Linked DNA regions of Homo sapiens: all the other regions are linked to region 2. A link is a contact called in ENCODE Hi-C or POLR2A ChIA-PET data. All regions are on one chromosome and are shown on one strand. Each heading gives the region's core, a stretch centred on a gene start or an enhancer-like site at or near the end of the contact. The rest is flanking DNA. Distances are from core to core; before and after follow the strand shown.

What was found. A loop is a pair of places that touch in the nucleus more often than their neighbours do. ChIA-PET counts read pairs that join two places held with the same protein, here RNA polymerase II (POLR2A). Pooled maps may share reads with other maps.
Region 1: a loop to region 2 is called in a map with no recorded cell type, with 11 times the contacts of the local background. The contact joins two enhancer-like sites. A Hi-C loop is called at or near these places in 4 of 37 single-sample maps with no recorded cell type and 1 of 50 pooled maps. POLR2A ChIA-PET finds 5 or more read pairs at or near these places in 1 of 52 experiments (AG04450).
Region 3: a pooled map shows a loop between it and region 2 (3-fold over the local background). The contact joins two enhancer-like sites. A Hi-C loop is called at or near these places in 1 of 37 single-sample maps with no recorded cell type and 2 of 50 pooled maps. POLR2A ChIA-PET finds 5 or more read pairs at or near these places in 1 of 52 experiments (WTC11).

Annotation. Positions count from the first base shown.
Region 1 is chr20:19,943,804-19,946,879 of GRCh38, forward strand. The region is part of intron 4 of RIN2 (Ras and Rab interactor 2); the gene reads left to right. Among named protein-coding and RNA genes, the nearest start is that of NAA20, 72 kb to the right of the region's middle. Within about 2 kb of position 1,433, at least 8 of the 41 ENCODE cell types and tissues checked have a DNase peak (open chromatin) inside an H3K27ac peak, as active enhancers do.
Region 2 is chr20:20,465,126-20,468,068 of GRCh38, forward strand. The region is part of intron 37 of RALGAPA2 (Ral GTPase activating protein catalytic subunit alpha 2); the gene reads right to left. Among named protein-coding and RNA genes, the nearest start is that of INSM1, 98 kb to the left of the region's middle. Within about 2 kb of position 1,391, at least 4 of the 41 ENCODE cell types and tissues checked have a DNase peak (open chromatin) inside an H3K27ac peak, as active enhancers do.
Region 3 is chr20:19,901,836-19,904,737 of GRCh38, forward strand. All of the region lies in intron 3 of RIN2 (Ras and Rab interactor 2), which reads left to right. Among named protein-coding and RNA genes, the nearest start is that of NAA20, 110 kb to the right of the region's middle. Within about 2 kb of position 1,481, at least 13 of the 41 ENCODE cell types and tissues checked have a DNase peak (open chromatin) inside an H3K27ac peak, as active enhancers do.

The sequences.
Region 1 (3,076 bases), core at 183-2,682, 520 kb before region 2:
CATGCTGGGTGGTGGGTAAAAGGTTTCTTCTGCTCACCTGGCAATTTCCATGCTGTCAACTGTGTTAGCCAGGCCAGGGTCCTGCCGTGTCCAGAATAATGGATTGGGGTTTCCCTTCTTCTCCAGACTAATAGAATATTACAGAGACATGTTTAATTCCATTTCAATATCCTTTTTTTTTTTTTTTTTTTTTTTTTTTACCTATAACTAGACTCAAGTTCTGAACTTCAAAATTCTAAAGAAATATTTTTATGTCTGAAGGTGTTAAGAAATCATTGGATATCAACTTCTATGTATTTTTGAAGTTGAAGTTTTTCTGGGAATTTTTTGTTTGCTCTGTGTGTGTGTATGTCTTTAACACAAATTGGAATTTGTCCTGTGCCAAAGATTTTTAGTTGATAGATATCTTCAGTATGGGCCATTATTTTCTGTCTCTCTACATAAGGGGCCTCTGGTACTAATATTCTTCCACAAGTTGTTGATCCCAGACCCACCACCTCTCTTCTCCCAACCCCGCTAAGTCCTGGCTTCATCTCCCACCTATCCAGGCATCTTGGCTGCAGCTTGGCATTTGAGGTGTATATTTGTGTTCCTTTTGATACATGGTCAAGGATCTACTGCCCCAAGATCAGGACCATGGTGGGCACAAGACTCTTGACTTCTGTCTCATCCTTGATTCATAAGATGACCCCTGCATTGGCCTCTTGTAGCTAGAAGCCTGGGCCCTCCGGCAATGCCACATCCCAGGGTGTATCTTTCTTGCCATTGCAGCTGGTTAAGACAACAGCCTGGAAAAAGATTTTAGTCTGGCATGCAGCTGAAGGGAAGCTCCTGGAGAAGCATGATATACATGGAAATTTTAACACAAAAATATCAAGAGAAGTGGCTTTTTTTTTTCTTTTTCCATCTGAAAGTTGAGGATGGCAATACCAGAGTCCAGGTTGAGCCTAGACACTAATGGTAGATGGAGAACTCTCCTGCTTCCAGGACCTGCTGGAAGCTGGCCTGTAGAAGCTTTGGGGTTTTGCTTTCTCCCAGGTCACATGAAATGCTGCCAAAACAAGCTCCAGAGTTGTGTTAATACCACAGGATTTGTCAGTCCTAGAATGGAAACACATTGCCTTGCTTTCTTTTTGTGACTATCCAAAAATTAGAAGACGGTAAGAAGTCATCCTGAAAACTCCCATGGAGCGGAACCATTACTCATAGTTTCAAAGACAGTCCAGGCACTTAGAATCAGAAGTTCTTTTCAGGTTCTGTTTATTTGTTTTGCTAACAGATTCCTTTTTTCAGCAAGAATCCATTTTTAGACACAGGGAAACTGAGATTAAACAGTGCATGGTAATGGGTGCAGGCCTCACAGTGATGAAGGGGCAGTGCTGAGGCTCTGATTCAAGTCTGACTTGGAGTCCTCTTTCCACCTAACCGCTGAAGATTAGGAGGCTGAGGGAGACTAGAATCAGGGTTGATTCCATTGAAACTATGACATGCCTTACCAAAAATAGCATTGTGATTTCAGTGCACTCACATGGGCAGGAGGTGGGTGGCTTTGATTCCGGATAAATTGATGACTGAATGTGAAAGCCCCTGAAGCTGTGTGTGGGGTTCCCACTGGGGTTTCTTCAGACCTCATGCACTGCACCTGCCTTTATCCAAGAGCACTTTCCTGCCAGGACTGTCTACCCTCTACTTTCTCCTGCACTCAGCAGGCCACTTTTGTTGGAATCCTAAATCTCATTCTCCGTGCTGGAATAAAGCATTCTGTATTTGGAGACCTTGGATGGAGCACTGGTCTCCAATGTCTGGTATTGGTGGGCATAGAATTATTGTAATTCTACACTAAAGCTCATCACTGACTTTTCTTTTTATCTTTCTTATCATTTTTTTTTTCACTATGTAGACTGCAGGAACATCATTGACTTTTACAACCAAAGCCACTCAAAGCCCACTCCTTGCTAGTTGACTTGAGCTTAGAAGGGGTGTCCATGGGAGAAATTAATGAGCAATAAGGAAGGATTTGTTTTTCTGGAAGGATTGGAGCTGCCTCCTTTTCTTGCCCCAGAGATGGCCAAAGGCCAGGTGGCTCTTGGTAGCTGTGGTGATTTTTGCCGCCCATTTCCTGATAAGCACAGAAACAAGAACGCTTTGTCTCCTGAGGCTGGAGCTGAGCAGCGGATTCTATTTGTTAGGGGGCCTCAGAAAGAAACTGCCCAGTGCCCCTAAGAATATTTCTCCCTGCCCGCTAAGCTCCTCCTCTTCCGTAAACCTTGCTGTCTGCAGATCACCTCCTCCTCAGGCCCCTGGTCATGCCTAAAGCAGACCTTTTATTAATTCCTGCACAGGGCTAGGCCTGAATATGGGCTGGGGATGAGGCCAGGCTAGTAAGGGAGAGAAGTCTGACCAGAGTGGAATGGGGTAGGGGCCCTGGAGGTGTGGGGACAGTAGGGAAGGAATGTGATGGGCCACAGATTACTTGCAGCTGAAAGAGATAAGGGATGAGGATTTGAACCCAGTTTGACAGGTAGGTAGGTAGGAGCCAGATATGGCAGGAGACATTCCAAGTAGCTTGAACTCAGTAATGAGGAAGCTGAGCAACAGCATGTAGATGTATCTACAGGATGATCTTCCCAGGCCGGCGCCGGGGTTCACACCTGGAATCCCAGCACCACTTTGAGAGGCCAAGGTGGGAGGATTGATTGAGACCAGGAGTTCGAGACCAGCATGGCCAACATGGCGAAACCCCGTCTCTACTAAAAATGCACATATTAGTCTGGCATGGTGGCGCTTGCCTAGCTGCTCGGGAGGTTGAGGCACAAGAATTGTCTGAACCTGGGAGACAGAGGTTGCAGTAAGCCGAGATTGTGTCACCACTGCACTCCAGCCCTGGGTGACAGAGCAAGATTCTATCTCAAAAAAAAAAAAAAAAAAAAGGGAAAAGCAAATTCAGCTGGGTGCGGTGGCTCACACCTATAATCCCAGCACTTTGGGAGGCCGAGGTGGGTGGATCACCTGATGTCAGGAGTTCGAGACCAGCCTGGCCAACATAGCAAAACTCTGTCTCTACTAAAAATACAAA
Region 2 (2,943 bases), core at 141-2,640:
TTCTTCCCTCCCCCCGCAGGCCTTCACACACACACACACACACACACACACACACACACACACACACACACACTCTCTCATACTAGGGGACAGCAGCAGAATGGACACAAGGCCCCCACTGGGAAAGCCAGCACTGTGGCAAGAGTGCCACATCTGAGACAGAGGATAGAGGAGGTTCAGGCTGGCAAGGAGTGAGTCAGAGCAGAGACGACTATGGGAGGGTGAGGGGTCCTTGGCACAGGAGGGCCTCAAGGGCAGTGTGAAGGGTGGGGTATAGCAGAGTGGCTGAGAGGAGACTCCCAGGTTAGGGGTCATCCCAGTGGGAAGCAGCACGCTCCCTATGATGGTTGGTAGTGAGATGCAGTGACCCACTGGGGATGGAGCTGAGAGAGGGGGGAAAGAGAGAAAGAAGGAAGAATGAGGCTGTTCCTGATATTCCCCTAGGGGGAGCATCAGCCTGGTTTCTCCACAGGCTGTGAGGTTGAGAATAACTTCTGAAGGGATGGTCTTTTTTCTAACAGTGAGATGTCACTCTATAGCAAAAATAGCAGAGTGTACCACCTTCTCTCGAGATTTCTCCTGCACCTTCGCACTTCTCACGGGCCTCATTTCCATGCACCAAGAGTGGAGGGCAGCTCCTACCCCAGGGAACCAGCCTTTCACACAGAAGAGGACCTTCTGCAAGGCACTGAATGAACAGCATTCTACCAGCCTTTATTTTAATACCCACAATGGTAAAAAAGTAAATATTTCCTGAGGCCTAACTCCACAGTTAGGTGGTTCCATTTTTACAACAGAGGTTTGAAACTCCAGTATCTGCAAGGGCCAGGCTGATAATATACAACAATTGCAGGTAACGTTTGCTGGGCTTTCACCAAGGAACAGGCACTGTTTTACCTGCTTGGCCCATTAGCCCTCTCACCAACTCAGAGAGACCAAATGGTGGGTGCCATGGTGGTGGTGCCTGGCACCAGGCCTCAGCACTGGGGAGACACCAGGAGGGACTGTGGTGACCGTGACAGCACATATTCTGTGGAGAGACTGCTGTCAGTAGAAGGAAGGCCCCATAGGGTCAGATATTCTGATTCTTCAGGAGAAGTCAAAAGTCTAGATTTTTTAAAAATGCAAACTCTCCCAATTTTTCAGCATGGCTGACAAACTCAATTTTTAGTTTAGTTTTTTGGTAATGTGAGGAGGACAACTGCAGTTAAAACAAAGCCCATCTGTGGGCTGGATTTGGTGTGCTGGCAGCTGGTCTGCCCACTCTGGTTTTTGAATGTTTGACTTGACACTGAGATAAAGCTGCTTCCTGGTTGCTTCTATTCACTGGTCACAGTTCTGCAGACTGCCATCCTCTTTTAATACCTCTCAGACTCCTGAAACAATTACTTCTTGGTTTTAATGGCTCTCCATTTGGTTACAATTTCTCTGGATTGGCTCTGGGTTGGTCGAGGTCCCTTTTAAAATGTGGCCCCAGGGCTGCACACCACCTTTGGATGCTCCCTGAGGCTGCAGGAGCACAGGCCGTAGTTCCTGTGACTGGACCTCATGTTTCCTATGCAGAGGTCTCAAGAGAATGCTGGTGTGGCTGGCTGTTGCATCACTCTCATCTCTCATCTCCAATCTGTGGCCAACCGAAATCCTCAGACATTGTTCACAATGACTGCTATGAAACCACATCACTCTCACCCTGTACTCAGGCAGCTGATTATCCAAAGCCCAGTACATAACGTTACATTTTGCCCTCTTAAACCTCATCTTGCTGGCTTGGGCCTGGAAGTCTCTCATCTGTTGAGATAATCCTAATGTGTGACTTTGCATCGTGTCAAATTAGTTAACCCTCTCAGCTTTCTGACAAATGGTGGCTTGATAAACATGTTTTAGACCTTTATGAAAGTTACTGAAAAAACTGCTGACTGGAAGACGGGTTAACAGCAAAGCTGTGGCATCGAAACCATACAAGACACACAAAGCTTCTTGCTGACTGGTGCCCATGAATTAATGTATTTTAGATTTGGTCACAGTGAAATCACCCAACTCTCAGGGGCCCATATTTCTCTCTTATACCTGCCAGATGATAGTATTTTATTTTATATTTTACCAAAATCAAGATGTATATGCTTCCTCTAATCTCCGAAAATAGTAATCTTATAAAACACACAGTAAGTGTGTTCCGGATACTTTGTCAACATATTCATTTCTGAAGGCTCACAGGCTATTTAGTAACCTAGTCTAATAATTTTACAAAGGATCCATGCAACATTCCAAAATTCATCCTTTAATCCTTTTTGAAAACAAAATATTTTCCTGTTTCCAATTTTGGGTACATCCTTTATTCTACATGATTTCTAAAAAAATATTTCTTGTGGTTCTGAGATTATTTGTTCTACAGCCAGATACACGTGGCCCTGCAGTCTGGAGCTTAGGTGCAAGAGCCATTGATTGATTGATTGATTGATTGATTGATTGTATTCTTAGCGACTTGAGTTTTAATTTATCCACTTAGGCACTTCTCTGTCCCTTCCCATTTGAAGGAGATGTGATAGAGAAGACGGAAGTCATTCAGATACTGGCTAACAGTGCCCACCTGCTAATTTACAGAGTCAAGAGCTCCTCTTTGAATCTTGATGTGAGTATTTTAACTATGAACGCATCAGAGAACGCAACCTTGTGCAGCTATATTGGTTGCTCCTCCAGGCCTCCCCTTTTTCTTTCTCAGAGGAATAATTTTAAGTTTTTAATAAAAATCCCCTTATTAAAAATCTCTAATTCCTCATTCCCTTTTACAGTCTCAGCCCACCCAGGGGAATATGCTATTTCTTCCTCTGAACTCTTCTTTTTGTAAGGTGCTTCCCAAGTGTCTAGGGTACAGGTCTACCAACATTTTTTTCCCATTCTTCTTCTTCTTTTTTCCCTCCCATTCTTATACAAACTCTACTGAAA
Region 3 (2,902 bases), core at 231-2,730, 560 kb before region 2:
GTGAAACCCCGTCTCTACTACAGACACAAAAATTAGCCGGGTGTGGTGCAGGCGCCTGTAATCTCAGCTACTCAGGAAGCTGAGGCAGGAGAATCACTCGAACCCGGGAGGCGGAGGTTGTGATGAGCCAAGATGGCACCACTGCACTTCAGCCTGGGCGACAGAACGAGACTCTGTCTCAAAAAAAAAAAAAAAAAAAAAAAAAAATTGAGCAAACACACTGTTCCAGGCATTGTTCTAAGCACTTTAAAACCATTAACTTATTTAATCCTCACAATATTATTATCCCCCTTTTGCAGTTAAGAAAACTGAGGCATGAAGAACTTGCCACACAGTTTGTGAAGTATGTGGTGGCTCCGTGGACACTGTATATAAACTTGGGAGGAATTTCATAGAGACAGGACCCAGCACTCATTGGACTCCTCCGACTCTCCTTGAGTCCTTGAGATGCTGACTCTGTGCCTCAGCCAGCTCAGAAATGAGACTCAGGCAGTCTCTCCTCCCACCACCTTCCATGGAGTGCTCCCTGGGCTGGATGCTAGTGAGCTGAGCCTCTCTGAACTTTCCCACTGCACCTGTCCCTCACCGCTGTCCTTTGCTGGCCACCCACCACTACCTCTTTCCGATGGCCATCTCTGAGTTTCCTATAGCAAAAGGTGGGGATGATTCTTCTCAAAGGCCACCAGGAGGACATCCTTCCTCAAAGTTAGGTTTATGAGCTTGTGCAGACAGAGAGAATGCCCACTGACAGAGGCATAGGAGGTTCTCAGTCCGAGGGAGCTGGGGGAGCTCATTACAGGGTTTCTGCTTGCGCTGGGTAATTCTAAGGAAGGTGGGGTTGCAGATCTAGCAAATAAAATATACAGGACACCAGTGAAACTTGAATTCCAGATATGGCATAAGTATATCCTATGCAATATTTAGCACATACTTATACTAAAAAACATTATTCATTATTTATCAAAAATTTAAATTTGGCCGGGCACGGTGGCTCACGCCTGTAATCCCAGCACTTTGGGAGGCCTAGGTGGGTGGATCACAATGTCAGGAGATTGAGACCATCCTGGCTAACGCGGTGAAACCCCGTCTCTACTAACAACACAACAAATTAGCCGGGCATGGTGGCGGGCCCCTGTAGTCCCAGCTACTCGGGAGGCTGAGGCAGGAGAATGGCATGAACTCAGGAGGCGGAGCGTGCCGTGAGCCGAGATTGTGCCACTGTACTCCAGCCTGGGCAACAGAGCGAGACTCTGTCTCAAAAAAATAAAATAAATAAAAATAAAATAAAATTTAAATTTAACTTAGCATCCTGTATTTTCTTGAGTAACTCTACAGGAGGGCTAAGATGTTGTCAGGAAGTGAGGGTAATTTGTTGCTAGGGGTAGCTTGATGGTCTTTATCTGGAAGGGGAGGAAATAAAGGGAGCTTGAGGGATCATCGGTGGAGGAGCAGCCAGCGCTCGTGTGTGTCGAAAGAGGGGGCCATTTCGTCGTTTTTGTGGTTTCAGCATCCTGGTTTCTGTTCTGTCATTTCAGACCTGTTCCCTAGTGGCCTTGAATAGTTGGTGTTTACATTGTGTCTGTGTTGTTTATGTTCTGTTGGGAGCGTGCCAGGGGTGTTTCTTCCTTTCTCATTCTACTTCCAGATTCTAGGCTTGTTTCAGGGTCTCAAAGACACAGGTCACTTGGGGTTCTGTTCCGGGACAGCTGGTTCCACCTTGACCACTGGTTCTCTGGAAATATTTTTGGTTGCCACCACTGGGATGGGGATGCTACTGGTCTCTAGTAGGCAGACGCCAGAGATGCTGCCAAACTTCCTCCAATGACCAGGACAGCCCCCACGACAAAGAATTATCTAGCCCCAAATTCTAACAATGCTGATGTTGAGAAATCCTGGTCTGCACTGTAAATTAGGAAATAAAATTTGTGTTTCTTGAGGTTTCTCCAACTATCTCTGAATCAGGCTTTCCAGAAGTAAAGGAAATGAAAGCAAGAAGACTGTGATCATGTATTTAGCACCCAGTGTCCTGCATGCTCCTTGAGGACAGAGAGAGTGTCTTACTGAATTTGTATTACCTGGGCTGAGCTCAGTACCTGGCCGGTAATTGCAGGTGTTCAATAAATATGCTGGATGGGCCGGGCGCCATGGCTCATGCCTGTAATCCCAGCACTTTGGGAGGCCGAGGCGGGTAGATCACTTGAGGTCAGGAGTTCAAGACCAGCCTGGTCTCTACTAAAAACACAAAAATTAGCCAGGTGTGGTGGCGCACGTCTGTAATCCCAGCCACTCGGGAGGCTGAGGCAGGAGAATTGCTTGAACCCAGCAGGTAGAGGTTGCAGTGAGCTGAGATCATGCCATTGCACTCCAGCCTGGGTGACAGAATGAGACTTCGTCTCAAAAAAAAAATATATATATATATATATATAAAATATATATATATATTTGCTGGATGAATAAAAAAATGTGTAGCACACATCTGTATGCGCTGCCTATATATGGTTCATTTATTCAGCCAGTATTGATTCCACACCTACAATGGTGAGGCCAGCCCTGGGCACCGGGTATGCGGTGCTGGGGGAAGCAAATCAGAATTGGAGAAACTTGAACTTGAAGGATGGGGATGAGGGGCAGGGCTACTCACATTGGGGTAGGGAAAGTCTTCCTGAAAAGGTGACTTTAAGCTGAACTGTGCAGGAGAGAAAGAGACGAAAGGAAGAGCATTCCCGGATAAGGAAGCCACATGTTTAAAGGCCTGGAGTGACATCTGAGGCTCTGAGGGAGAAAAAGGGTGGCAAGTATAATGAATGGCAGGCCGGAAGGGCAGGAGGGGCAGGATGCCAGTCATGCCAGCCAGGTGAACACTGGGATTCCATTCTTAGTGCTATCGGAAGCGGTGATGGGT